Regions from separate parts of the Homo sapiens genome. Here all the other regions are linked to region 4. Evidence: chromatin contacts called from ENCODE Hi-C or POLR2A ChIA-PET data. All regions are on one chromosome and are shown on one strand. The core of a region is the stretch at or near the end of the contact, and the rest is flanking DNA. Distances in the headings are between cores, read along the strand shown. Region 1 holds the start of ZSCAN31 (zinc finger and SCAN domain containing 31). Region 2 holds the start of OR2B2 (olfactory receptor family 2 subfamily B member 2). Region 3 holds the start of HMGN4 (high mobility group nucleosomal binding domain 4). Region 4 holds the start of ZNF391 (zinc finger protein 391).

Evidence for each region. Hi-C counts contacts between places; a loop is a spot of excess contacts on that map. ChIA-PET counts read pairs that join two places held with the same protein, here RNA polymerase II (POLR2A). Pooled maps may share reads with other maps.
Region 1: a map of cardiac septum shows a loop between it and region 4 (6-fold over the local background). The contact joins the promoter of ZSCAN31 here to the promoter of ZNF391 in region 4. A Hi-C loop is called at or near these places in 2 of 168 maps with a recorded cell type or tissue (cardiac septum and naive thymus-derived CD4-positive, alpha-beta T cell) and 5 of 50 pooled maps.
Region 2: a map of vagina shows a loop between it and region 4 (9-fold over the local background). The contact joins the promoter of OR2B2 here to the promoter of ZNF391 in region 4. A Hi-C loop is called at or near these places in 3 of 168 maps with a recorded cell type or tissue (CD4-positive, alpha-beta T cell, naive thymus-derived CD4-positive, alpha-beta T cell and vagina) and 9 of 50 pooled maps.
Region 3: a loop to region 4 is called in a pooled map, with 2.6 times the contacts of the local background. The contact joins the promoter of HMGN4 here to the promoter of ZNF391 in region 4. A Hi-C loop is called at or near these places in 1 of 168 maps with a recorded cell type or tissue (naive thymus-derived CD4-positive, alpha-beta T cell) and 1 of 50 pooled maps. POLR2A ChIA-PET finds 5 or more read pairs at or near these places in 1 of 52 experiments (A673).

What each region holds. Positions count from the first base shown.
Region 1 is chr6:28,334,554-28,337,513 of GRCh38, forward strand. ZSCAN31 (zinc finger and SCAN domain containing 31) reads right to left here and starts at 1,595. Exons shown (of 4, transcript NM_030899.5): 1 at 1,529-1,595. RefSeq lists an enhancer at 1,141-1,260.
Region 2 is chr6:27,911,027-27,913,814 of GRCh38, forward strand. It overlaps OR2B2 (olfactory receptor family 2 subfamily B member 2), which reads right to left and starts at 1,370. Exons shown (of 1, transcript NM_033057.2): 1 at 159-1,370. The coding sequence starts at 1,293. The coding sequence ends at 220.
Region 3 is chr6:26,536,923-26,539,781 of GRCh38, forward strand. It overlaps HMGN4 (high mobility group nucleosomal binding domain 4), which reads left to right and starts at 1,444. Exons shown (of 2, transcript NM_006353.3): 1 at 1,444-1,579. It overlaps TRR-ACG1-2 (tRNA-Arg (anticodon ACG) 1-2), which reads left to right and starts at 576; the gene lies at 576-648. It overlaps TRV-CAC1-6 (tRNA-Val (anticodon CAC) 1-6), which reads left to right and starts at 1,132; the gene lies at 1,132-1,204. RefSeq lists enhancers at 1-394, 1,655-2,064 and silencers at 428-721, 1,115-1,164.
Region 4 is chr6:27,387,413-27,390,381 of GRCh38, forward strand. ZNF391 (zinc finger protein 391) reads left to right here and starts at 1,347. Exons shown (of 3, transcript NM_001076781.3): 1 at 1,347-1,663.

The DNA of each region.
Region 1 (2,960 bases), core at 345-2,844, 950 kb after region 4:
CGATGACAAGAAAACAGAAGAAGACCTTAAATACCATGAGGAAACAGTCAAATCCAGAAATGGGGATGCACTACAGGAAGACTGGAAGAGCCTCCTTTTAAACAAGGCAATGGGATGGGAGGAAGGGAGGCAAAGAGTAAAATTGCCCTAGGTTAAGACTCAACTACATGCAGTGAGTGGTCTATGATTGGATCCTAGTTGGTACAAACAGGTATAAAAGACATCTGTGGGACAACAGGGGGTGGAAGGATTTAAACATGAACTAGGTGTTAGGTGAAGCGCCTACACTTAGTTGGGTGTGCTAATAATCTTGTGGTTATGTAGGGAAATGTCCCCAATTTTTAGAGATGCATTAGAAACTAGAGGTGACAAGTTATGAGGTTGGTGGTTTTTACAATATTTAAAGAAAACATATGCGACAAACATTGCATAATGTTGACTTATTAAATAAAAATTACGTGTATATAGGAAATAAGGCTTTTGACAGGGAGAGACCCTTCTCTACCTCTGGACCTCGGTTTCGCCGCAAAGCTCCGACCTCTCTAGGGGTCTCTCCCACCACCCTGTGAAAGGGCTACCTAGCTTGCCTTAGGTGGATAGCAAGGGAAGGGTCCCTGGAGAGCCTGCCCCCGCCCATGATTTAGTGTCTTATCCCCACATAACATAAAACTAAGCCTGGGGAAAAAATCAGGTTGCAGGCACCGATAAGGGAACTAGCACAGGGTGTTGTGCCTAGAGATATGCCCACGGCTGCATAGATAGAAAAACCTCGGGCCCATTTGGATAAAAACTTGCACAGAACCTCCAGCTCACTCAGATAAGGGAACAAGGCCTGACACATAATGCCTTTGTCCTTTGTATAGTCAGCAGGTTCCCAGGAAAAGTTTCTTCTCCTTTTGTGGGTATGGACACGGTGGGTTCTGGTAGGTTCCGGCAGGCGCTCTACTTTCCTTTATTAGGACTATAAGCCCAGCTTCTGTGAATCATCACCTCAGCCCCTGATTGGTCCGGGGCCAAACTTTCACTTCGGCTTCTGATAGGTCCTGGGCCAAGCTAAGCAGCAGCTATGAATCATCATTTCAGCTCCTGATTGGTCCCGGACCAAGCTGAGTCAAGCGTTCGCCAGGACAGCCCGCAGACTAAGCGCATTCCCTCTCCTTTCCAGTCCATAAAAACCCCAGAACGGGCCCCATAATGGGTACTCCCGGTCGGGACCCCTTCTCTGCTGGCAGAGAGCTTTTTCCTTTCGCTTATTAAACTTTCGCTCTAACCTCACCTTTGTGTCTGCGCTCCTTTATCGTCTTGGAGGCAGGACAAAGAACTCCGGGCGTTATCTCAGACAAAGAAAGGCTGTTTAATCTTCAGGATAAGGGGCGGGACCTCCACCTACTCCACGGGGGCTTCAGGCCAGTGAATGTGTAGGGGCGGGGGTCACGCCTGCGCAGACGTTCCCTCCCCGCCTACTCCAAGGCACAGACCTGAAATCTTCTGGGAACCTGGCGGGTCGCGACAAGGGGCCAAGACTCACCTTCGGGGCACCGGCAAGCTACGGAACAGGTGGCGGGGCTGCAGCACCCCAATGACCGATCAACCGCAAAGGCCGGAAATGCGTCAGCCGTTCTGAGCCCACTGGCTGAAGCCAGGCAACTCTTTCCTTTCTAGGAATTCCAGAGGTGGCTGCTGCTTGGTGACTCCCTTATTGCAAACCCCGGGGCCAAAAATCCCAGTCCCACTGGGTGCGAGGCGGAGAAATCCGGCGAGGCATTTCTATGGGGAGCGGCCCCCAGCATTTAGGAGTTAGATGGTCATCGAGACCCAAAACATTAGAGCCGGAAGGTGTTAGGAAGATATAAACGTAGAGAGCGAGTAACAGGAGGCAATTCCACGGCCAAACAGGTTTATTTACAGGAAAAGCCTGCGAAGAGTTCCAGTTAGGAATCTGGCTGAGATCCTGATCGCTTACAAGCTGAGGCTTTTATAATAAAGTTTCTGTTGGGGAGGGGTTGGGGAAGTGCTGGCTAGTTGGAACTGTTTGGACACTTTCCAACTGGGGACAGATGTGGTTAGGGCCGTTAGGCTCTGTTGCGGTTAGAGCTGTTATGCTCTGTTGAAGCTATGGACGGGGTTGACATTTGCTTTGTTTCTTGAGAACACAGTCATCAAGGTTGTAAAATGGCATCACTATTGTTAGTCCTCACAGAAGGGACTTCATACTTTTTCTGTCTCTAATACTTACCTATTCTTCCCCGAGTCTGTCCACTTCCTCTGGTCTCTTTGACATCACAAAGGAGAGATGGTAATGGTGGGGACGAGAATACAGAGTTGTTTTTGTTGTGGTTTTGTTATTTTGTGTTTTACACTCAAACCTCTGTCTTCTGGAATCCCAAAGTCTAGAAGAAGAGCGTGTAAACAAGTAACTGCGTAAAACAGACGTGCATGTGAAATGAAGTAAAATAAAATAAGTGCTTGTAAATCGATGAGAATAGCCTCTGGAACATGCTAAGTACGTATGTAGGAAATAAATGTATGTATTAGTTTGAATTCGTGGCGTGGAAGAGAGAGGAAAACTAATGGGGCAAAACAAGACTCAGCAGGAATCTGCCAGTGTACACTGGAAAAGGAGCAAAGGAAATAAATTTCTGGGAGAGGGAATCAAATGTACAAAAGCAGAACTGGGGTGAAATCCTTTGGTACATCCAAAGAACTGGGCTGATCAGCATGACTGGAGAGTGGTATATGTGGCAGGGGCACCAGCTCTTACTTTTTTTGGATCCCTAACCAAGGAATTTGAGCAGTCTGATCAAATTTACATCTAGAAATGTTATCTTGGCAGCCATGTGGGGATGGACTGTAAGGAAATGAGACTACAGGCAGGGAGACCAGCTAGGAGACTACTACAAGAATCCAGGGTAGAGAGAGTGAGGGCCTGAATCAAGGCAGTAGCAATAGAAATAGAGAAG
Region 2 (2,788 bases), core at 120-2,619, 520 kb after region 4:
GTGTGTGTATGTATGTATGTGTGTGTGCGTGTGTGTATTACTGAAGAGATGATTTCTGGATCAGAAAGGTCTAGTTTACACTGAATTGTACAAACATTGATGTAAAGTGTGACAACCCTTGAAAATGTTGTGATTACAGTTTTTGGTGCATTGGAAGGCCAATTCTGGGGGCTTGTTCAATGAAAATGTTTAGGCAACAGAAACAAATATAGCTTTTTGTCAAGGAAATTTTCTTTGAGGGAGATTACAATAGTTTTCTATAGTAATGACAAAAATAGGACAACTTGCGGAGAAGTTAGTAAGGTAAGTAAGCACTGTGTCTTTAGCAAAGCTTATCATTTGCATATTTCTTATTTCTTGATTAAGAAGACTCTTTGCAACCAACCTTTTAAAGGCTTCCTTTACCTCTTTGTTCCTAAGTGTATATATAAGGGGATTCAGCATGGGTGCAATGATTCCACAGAAGAGAGAAACCATCTTTCCCCGGTCTTTGGAGCTGGGTGAAGGTGGTTGCAGGTACATGGAGATAGCTGTACCATAAAAAAGTGACACCACAATTAGATGGGAGCCACATGTCCCAAATGCCTTTCGTTGACCTTCAGCAGACTGGATTCTCAACACTGCTTGGACAATAAAAGCATACGATATAAGGATGAGTGTCACGGGTATTAGAAGGAATAGCACACTGATGAAGAATAGTTCAGCCTCATTTGCTGTTGTGTCAACACAGGACAACTTGAGCAGAGCAGGGACTTCACAGAAGAAGTGATCCACTTCTTTGTGACCACACAGTGGCATCTTAAGTGTCCAGGTGGACTGTAATACTGAATTGCTAAAGCCACTAATCCAGGATGCAGCTGCCAACTGGAAGCAGAGCCTCTGGTGCATGATAATTGAGTAATGGAGAGGCCGACAAATAGCTACAAACCTATCAAAGCACATGACGGCCAGGAGAAGACATTCTGTGGAACCCAAGGCCAGGAAAATGAAAAGCTGGGCCACACAGCCACCATAACTGATTACTTTCCTGGTGTTGCATATGTTTACCAGCATTTGTGGAACTGTACTTGTGGTATAGCAAAGGTCCAGGAGTGAGAGATTGCTAAGAAAAAAGTACATAGGGGTGTGGAGTTTGAAATCCACATGTGACACAAGAATTATTGTCAGATTGCCAAAGATTGTCAAGATATAGGAAAACAGAAACATCACAAAGGGTGGAATCTCTAGCCATGGTTGATCTGAGAAAACTAACAGAATGAACTCCTGTGGGACACTCTTATTTACCCAATTCATGTTAAATGGTTCAACTCTTCGTTCTCTGAAATATAAGAAGTCAGGAAGTTAACAACACACTTCCTGATTTTGTCAGCTATAATCATTTTGCTATCAATTTACATAAAATTACAGACTGATCCAATTAATAATGTGAAAAAAGTATTGATAAAAATATAAATATTTATCCATCCAAGTATTTAAAAAGTGTTTATATATCTGTAACAGCATATTAGCAAATTGAATCGAATTTCAAGAATCTTTTTTTTTTTTTTTTTTTTTTTTTTTGAGGCAGAGTTTCACTCTTTTGCCCAGGCTGGAGTGCAATGGCGCCATCTCGGCTCACCGCAACCTCCGCCTCCCAGGTTCAAGCAATTCTCCTGCCTCAGCCTCCCCAGTAGGTGGGATCACAGGCATGTGCCACCACCCCGACTAATTTTGTATTTTTAGTAGCGATGGGGTTTCTCCACGTTGGTCAGGTTGGTCTCAAACCCCAACCTCAGGTGATCTGCCCACCTCAGCCTCCCAAAGTGCTGGGATTACAGGCGTGAGCCACTGTGCCCAGCCTAATTTCAAAAATCTTAAGCCATATTTTCAGTTTCCAAATTCACATAATGTATCCTTTGATATTTTACTGTTTGTAAATGTATTTTTCTCATTCTTCCTACCTAGATATCTACTGTGAGGTAGATGTAGATACAGTTTCCTGTCATTTGAATTCATTCTAATTTCTCTTCAAGGCCAGCGAGATTCCCTGATTGTAGAAATCAGTTAACATTAGTTAAAGCCACCTCCCATTATTCCCCTTCCCTCAAAAAAGCCATGTAGACAGTATCTAGTAAGTTATCAGACACAATTTAAGGAGACATATCCTTTTCGTTCTAGAAGCTCATAGAATTTGTATAGATTCCTTAGTAATATGATATTTGAAGGTGACAGGCTGGTCTCATATCCCTACCCTCTCTAATTAGTTACATTCATTATATTGGAATGCTTCTAACCCTTTGATCTCCACAATTCTCATTTGTAAAATGAAGATGATACAGTGGTTCCCCCTTTATCCATGGGGGATACATTCCAAGACCACCAGTGGATAGAAACCTGAAACTGTGGGTAGTACCAAACCCTATATATACTATGTTTTTTAATACATACACAACTATAACGTTTAATTTATAAATTAGGCACAGTAAGAGATTAAGAACAATAATTAATAAAATGCAGCAAGTATAACAGCTCCAGACCCCCATTTATTGTAATACATGTTATGTGAATGTGGTGTCCCTCTCTTTTTTTCTCTTCAAAACACCTTATTCTAGTGTACTCACCCCTCTGTGTTCTGACGATCTGATAACCGAGATGGCTACTCAGTGACTAACAGGCAGGTGGATGCTTTAAATCAAGCTTGTCCAACCTGAGGCCCACGGGCTGCATGCAGCCCAGGATGGCTTTGAACGCAGCCCAGGATGGCTTTGAACGTGGCCTAACACAAATTTGTAAACTTTCTTAAAACATC
Region 3 (2,859 bases), core at 194-2,693, 850 kb before region 4:
CACTGAGCACCGGCCTCCTCAACATAACTCCCAAGCCTGCTTCCACCTCCAGGCCTTTTCCCTAGCGATTTTTCCCTGTTCCAGATCACTCATTTCCCCGATATCAGCATTTATCCCTCATTCATCACTTTCACTGCTGGCCTTTCCTATCCTCTTTCCCTGTTTTATTATTATTTTTCTCCAATCGCTTATCACTATTATTTTGTTTATTTAATGCTTTATTATCCGCTTCCGCCACTGCCATGTAATCTTGAGGGCAAGGGTCTCTCATGTTTTCTTCACCGTTATCTGCAGTGCCTTGAACACTAATACTGGTTGAATGAACGAACGCATTAATGGAGCGGTGATATTGGGGCAGAGAGGATGCAGGGCTTGCTTTTCACCGCCATTTTTCAGCCGGCAGAGACAGACCGAGAAAGGAATGAAGGCCACGGGGCGTGTGCAGAAGTAGCTACCAGAGAGTCCATGCGCTGCGAGCCTGGACCAGCGGGCAAACGCGGCTTACAGGCGTTCACCCAGATATTACGGGTACAACCTAGTTTCTTATGAAATACCTCGCCCCTAAGGTACGCGCAGGGCCAGTGGCGCAATGGATAACGCGTCTGACTACGGATCAGAAGATTCCAGGTTCGACTCCTGGCTGGCTCGGTGTAAGCAGGGTCGTTTTACAACTTTCTGACTCCGCAGGAGTAAGGAAATTCCTGCAAGATAAATTTGCCTGGAAGACTCAGAAGCAAGAGGGGCAGCTCCCGACAACATATGGGGTTATCATTTCTTTGCGGAGCATTCTGCCACTGACCACGTGGTAACGCCAACTACGCCAGAGAAACGCTCGCCCTACCCAAGTTGTGCCCAGCCTTGCCTGGCCATTTTGGCCGAAGAACGAAGGACCGTTCAGAGATTAAATTAAAGTCTCTATTGTGTTCTTCCCTATTCAGTCATTTGTAGAATAAATTCTATGGCTTCAGTTTGAACACTGGAGGGGCTGGGTCTGAGCTTTTCATTGGTTTTTCTGGTTTGAGAGGTCGGTACAGAGACGCACGCGCACATCAGCAAAACACGCACTTGGAACGAAGAAACACGGAACTAGGCAGGAAGAACTATTTACTCTGAAAAATAAGCCCTTAGTGGGTTTCCGTAGTGTAGTGGTTATCACGTTCGCCTCACACGCGAAAGGTCCCCGGTTCGAAACCGGGCGGAAACACGTTTTTTTTTCCTCATCTTACTACGAAATTCTTCCAGTGTGTATCTTTTAAAGACTTTTTCAGGCTGTCATAAATTTCCTGTCTTCTTGTCTTGCTAGATCGGGGCAGCAGTGCTTAGGGCGGGCCTCAGAGGCTCACACACGTATCGCCAGGGGGAGAACCAGCTCTCTCCGGCTTGGACTCGGGGCGGCTCCCCGCCTGCAGCCCCGGAAGCGCATCCTCACCTTCCCTCGCCTTCCTGTTCCTGGCGGAGCCGGGCTCCGCTCGTCTTCTCTGTCTTAGGGCTGGTGCTGGCCCTGCCCACGCCTAGGGCTCCGGCGCGTCACGGGCCTCAGCTGGGATTCCCGCGCCCCTCGGACGGCCACGAGACTCGGGTAAGTGCCTCACAGACTTTGTGCGCTACCCCGGAAAATGAGGGGCGTGGTGGGGGGGGTCCCGCCGCCCTCCGTATACTTAGGACCCTCCTGCCAGCTGGCCCCGGTCATGATTAGGGGCCTTGGGCCCCGTCAGCCCCGCCTGTCTTCCCGTCTCCAGAGTAATCGCAGCATCTCTCCTGAGCTCCGAGTGTGAATCCCTGGGAAAAGCTGAATCCAGAGGTGGGGTCACAGAGAGCCGCAGGCCCGACCGGGATGAGAAGTCCTAATCGGCGTTCTAGGGGCGTTCTAAAAGAAGGAAGGAAGGGGATTTGAAAGGATTGCTCCCGCAGGGCTGTGGCCTTAAAGAGGTGGTGACTGGCAGGTTGGACTGACCTGCCGTGGGCTCTCCCTTCCTCCCCAATTTACCTTCGAGAAACCCTCGTTGAGGAGACACCCAAGGGCTGAGTCCTCCTCCACTTTGACCTTTTGCTATTCCATCACAAAGAAAAAATGGATCCCAAAGTTAAGAAATGGACCAGCACTTGTTTAGAATCAGGACTGGTGCCTTGGTGTTTGGCCTCTTACCTCTGCCACATGGCTTGCTTACAAGTTAATCGGATTAATCAAACGCTTTTATGAGAAAGTTTTGTTGTGTCACCTGGCAGCCTCGGGTGTTCCCTAAGAGGGATTTCTTTCTTAGATGTATTACTACTTTTTCTAGGGATTAGCCAAGCCTAGCCTCTCAGATCATATTGCTCCAGGTTCCCTCAAATGACTAATAAGAATGTGATGTGTTTGTTTTTGTTTGTTTGTTTTTGAGACGGAGTCTCACTCTGTTGTCCAGGCTGGGGTGCAATGGTGCGATCTCGCTCACTGCAACCTCCACCTCGATTCTTGTGCCTCAGGCTCCCGAGCAGCTGGGACTACAGGTGTGTAACACTACACCCGGATAATTTTTGTATTTTTAGTTGGAGACGGAGTTTCACCATATTGGCCAGGCTGGTCTCAAACTCCTGACCTCAAGTGATCCGCCCGCCTCGGCCTCCCAAAGTGCTGAGATTACAGGCATGAGCCACCGCGCCCAACCGAATGTGATATTTTTATGACCATGAGAAAAGAAGGGCTGCATTCTTTGGTGGGTCCGCAAAATTAAAAAAAAAAAAAAAAAAAGAAAAGAAAAGAAAGAAAAGGACAATGTTAATGAGCTGTTTTCTTTTTATCATTTTCTTAAACAGGCTGCTTGGGTAGACGTTGACTTGAAAGGTCCATTCTTTTGTCATCTTGCTGGTTCCCTTAAC
Region 4 (2,969 bases), core at 97-2,596:
AGCATTATTCACAATGGCCAAAAGGCAGGAACCACCCAAGTGTTCAACAAGAGATTAATGGATAAACAAAATATTATGTATGTATATTTATACACTGTTTGTGTATAAACACACACATATACACGAAGGAATATTATTTAGCCATTAAAAGGCATGAAGGATACATGCTGCAGTATGAATGAACCTTGAAAACTTTATGCTAATTAAAAATAATCCAGACATAAATAGACAAATATTGTATTATTTTACTTATATGGCATATCTAGAACAGGCAAATTCATAGAAACATAGTGTAAAATAAAGGTTACCAGGGACTGTGGGGAGCAGGGAATAGAGACTGCTCAATGGGCATCTTTAGGGATGACGAAAATGTTCTAGAATTAGATAGTGACGGTGCTGTTGTGAATACGCTAAAAACTTTACTGTATGACTTTAAAATGGTAACTTTAATGTTGTGCATAGTTTACCACAGTTTGAAAGTGTTTTTAATTTTTAAAAATAGGAAATGATAAAATTAGACTTTATCTAATTCTTTCCAGCTTTATAATTTGGATCCTGCTCCTTTGTACTTCATGGCTCATGCTTTATACTTACTTGATGTTTCTATGGTACTTGTGCACAGCTGTCATGTATCAGACCTGCAGTTTTGCACATGCTTTCCACTCTTCTAGTTCCTCAACTATTTGTAAGGTTGCCCTCCTTTATGTTTTCCATTAAATCTTCCATTAGTCAAACCACTCCAGTGTCCCTCGTTCCATAAGTTTCCCCTGCTCTGAACTCCCAGGGCACATTGTGCAACTTCATTACCTTATATTAAAATTATCTGGAATTTTAAAAAATCTACTAGATTAGGGTAGTGTCCTGATTTTATTCATTTTTTTCTTTTGGTGAAATTTGAGACATGTCTTGCATTTAACAGTATTTAAGCAACTAGATTGTGCAACGGAGCCAGTTTCTCCAGACAGGCTGGAGAGACCACTTGCATCAGAATCATCTGGGGTGCCCCTTGAAAATGCAATGTTCCGGGCCAACGAGTCAATCTCGGAGTGTAAATCTTGTGAAGCTGTATTTTAACAAGCTCACTTGGTGATTTATTTGTGTACGCTATTTAAAACTCTGTGAACCACCGGTCTAGGCTATACTTTGCAGTGTATTAAGGTGGTCTTCGGCACCTCTCGCAGACCCCCTTCCTCTTGCCTCTAGCGCCAACCTCTCAGCCTCTCGCATACCAGGGGAGGGGCTTTGCAAAACCTTCCACGAAAGTGAATCCCAGCACAGCCCTGCTGTAGCTGGCTCTCAGGCGCAAGCGCAGAGCTGCGACCGCTGCTGATACGTTGCTCAGTCTCAGTGTGGTCTCTGTTTTGCAACTGGTCGTCCGCGTCAGGAGACTTAGGTCCAGGCGACTGCCCAGACAATGACTGGTCCCGCATACCGAGCAGAGCATGATCAGCAGCAGTCTGAGTGGAAGAGTGCCTGTGATCTTAGGGAACCTGATGGGCGTTGGAGCAGCGGTTCGACGCATGGGTTTCTCTTTAATCCTTCCGACTTCCCCAAGCCCAGCGCACTCAGGTTCCGCTCCAAGTGCGGGACCCGCCCGGGGTGTGTCGGGGGTACTCGGCCGGAGGCGGCCGGTGAGTGAGGCTTACAGGGCCCCGGGACCAAGGTGGGTGCTCTTAGAGGTTCTGGAAAGCGGAAACACGGGTTCTTCGAAGGAAACGGGCGAAAGGGTCGCGTGTGGTTTGGCTGCAGGTCGGGTCAGGAGGCACCTCCACGGTTGGGACGCCGCGTGGCGTGGGGTCATGAAGCCCCCAGCGCTCGTCTCACTGGCGGGCCAGCCTAGTCCCTCTGCGGCAGTGACAGCCAGTGGTTTTCCCCGGGTGTATCCCTGGGAGATGAAAAAGAGCAGGGTTGCTCCCTGCTTCCCCTCTAGCTGGGCGAGGGAGGTCTTCGGTACTGGGGTGTTTCCCAGGTGCTTACTGAGTGCAGGCACTGCTCCAAGAGTTTTTACCTGCATTAACTCATTTAATCCTTGCATCAACCCTATGAAGTAATGTACTATTATTATGCCCATGTTACAGATAAGGAAATTGAGGCACACAGAGATGAAGTACTTGCTTGGCCGGGCGCAGTGGCTCACGCCTGTAATCCCAGCACTTTGGGAGGCCAAGGCGGGCGGATCACCTGAGGTCGAGACCAGCCTGGCCAATACGGTGAAACCCGTTCTCTACTAAAAATACAAAAATTAGGTGGGAGTGGTGGCGCGCGCCTGTAATCCCTGCTACTCGGGAGGCTGAGGCAGGAGAATCACTTGTACCCGGGAGGCAGAGGTTGGAGCGAGCAGAGACCACGCCACTGCACTCCAGCGTAGGCAACAAGAGTGAAACTCCGCGCCCCTCCCCCCCAAAAAAGAGAAGTACTTGCTTGAGTGCCAGTCCTTAGTTTATGTTTCTGATGATGAAGGTTGGTACTTGAATAAAGTAGTTGTTAATTATTTGTTGTGGGTGTATTGACAGTTACTGTGGATCATTGAGTTTGTGCTTTATGTGTGAGTTTGTGCTTTGAGCCAATATCTGGGAACATTGTTACCTGAAGATCACCTTTGGTAGGACAAGATTTTCTCTATTCTGTGATTAAACTGAGGCTGCCCAGGCAGTTCTGCTGATTGCTTTGTGGATTGGCAAAGGCTCCAGGAAGCAATCAACCTAGTGCCACAAAACAAAGCACCCAGAGAAGCCCTATTCCTGACCCTTCAAAACCTTCTTCCTTCTGAAGGGGGTAGAAAATAAAGGAGAATTATCCCTGGATCAGGAATTGATTATAGGAGAGACAAGCAATGTCAAAAGAATTTTAGATAATTAGGGTAACTGTGGTGGCCAGCGCTGTTAGTGCTAAAAAGTTTGAGTCACATAAAGGAATAGCAAACCACCAGGTTGGCTAGGGCTGCAGCATGTTGTGACCACTTAAGAGAA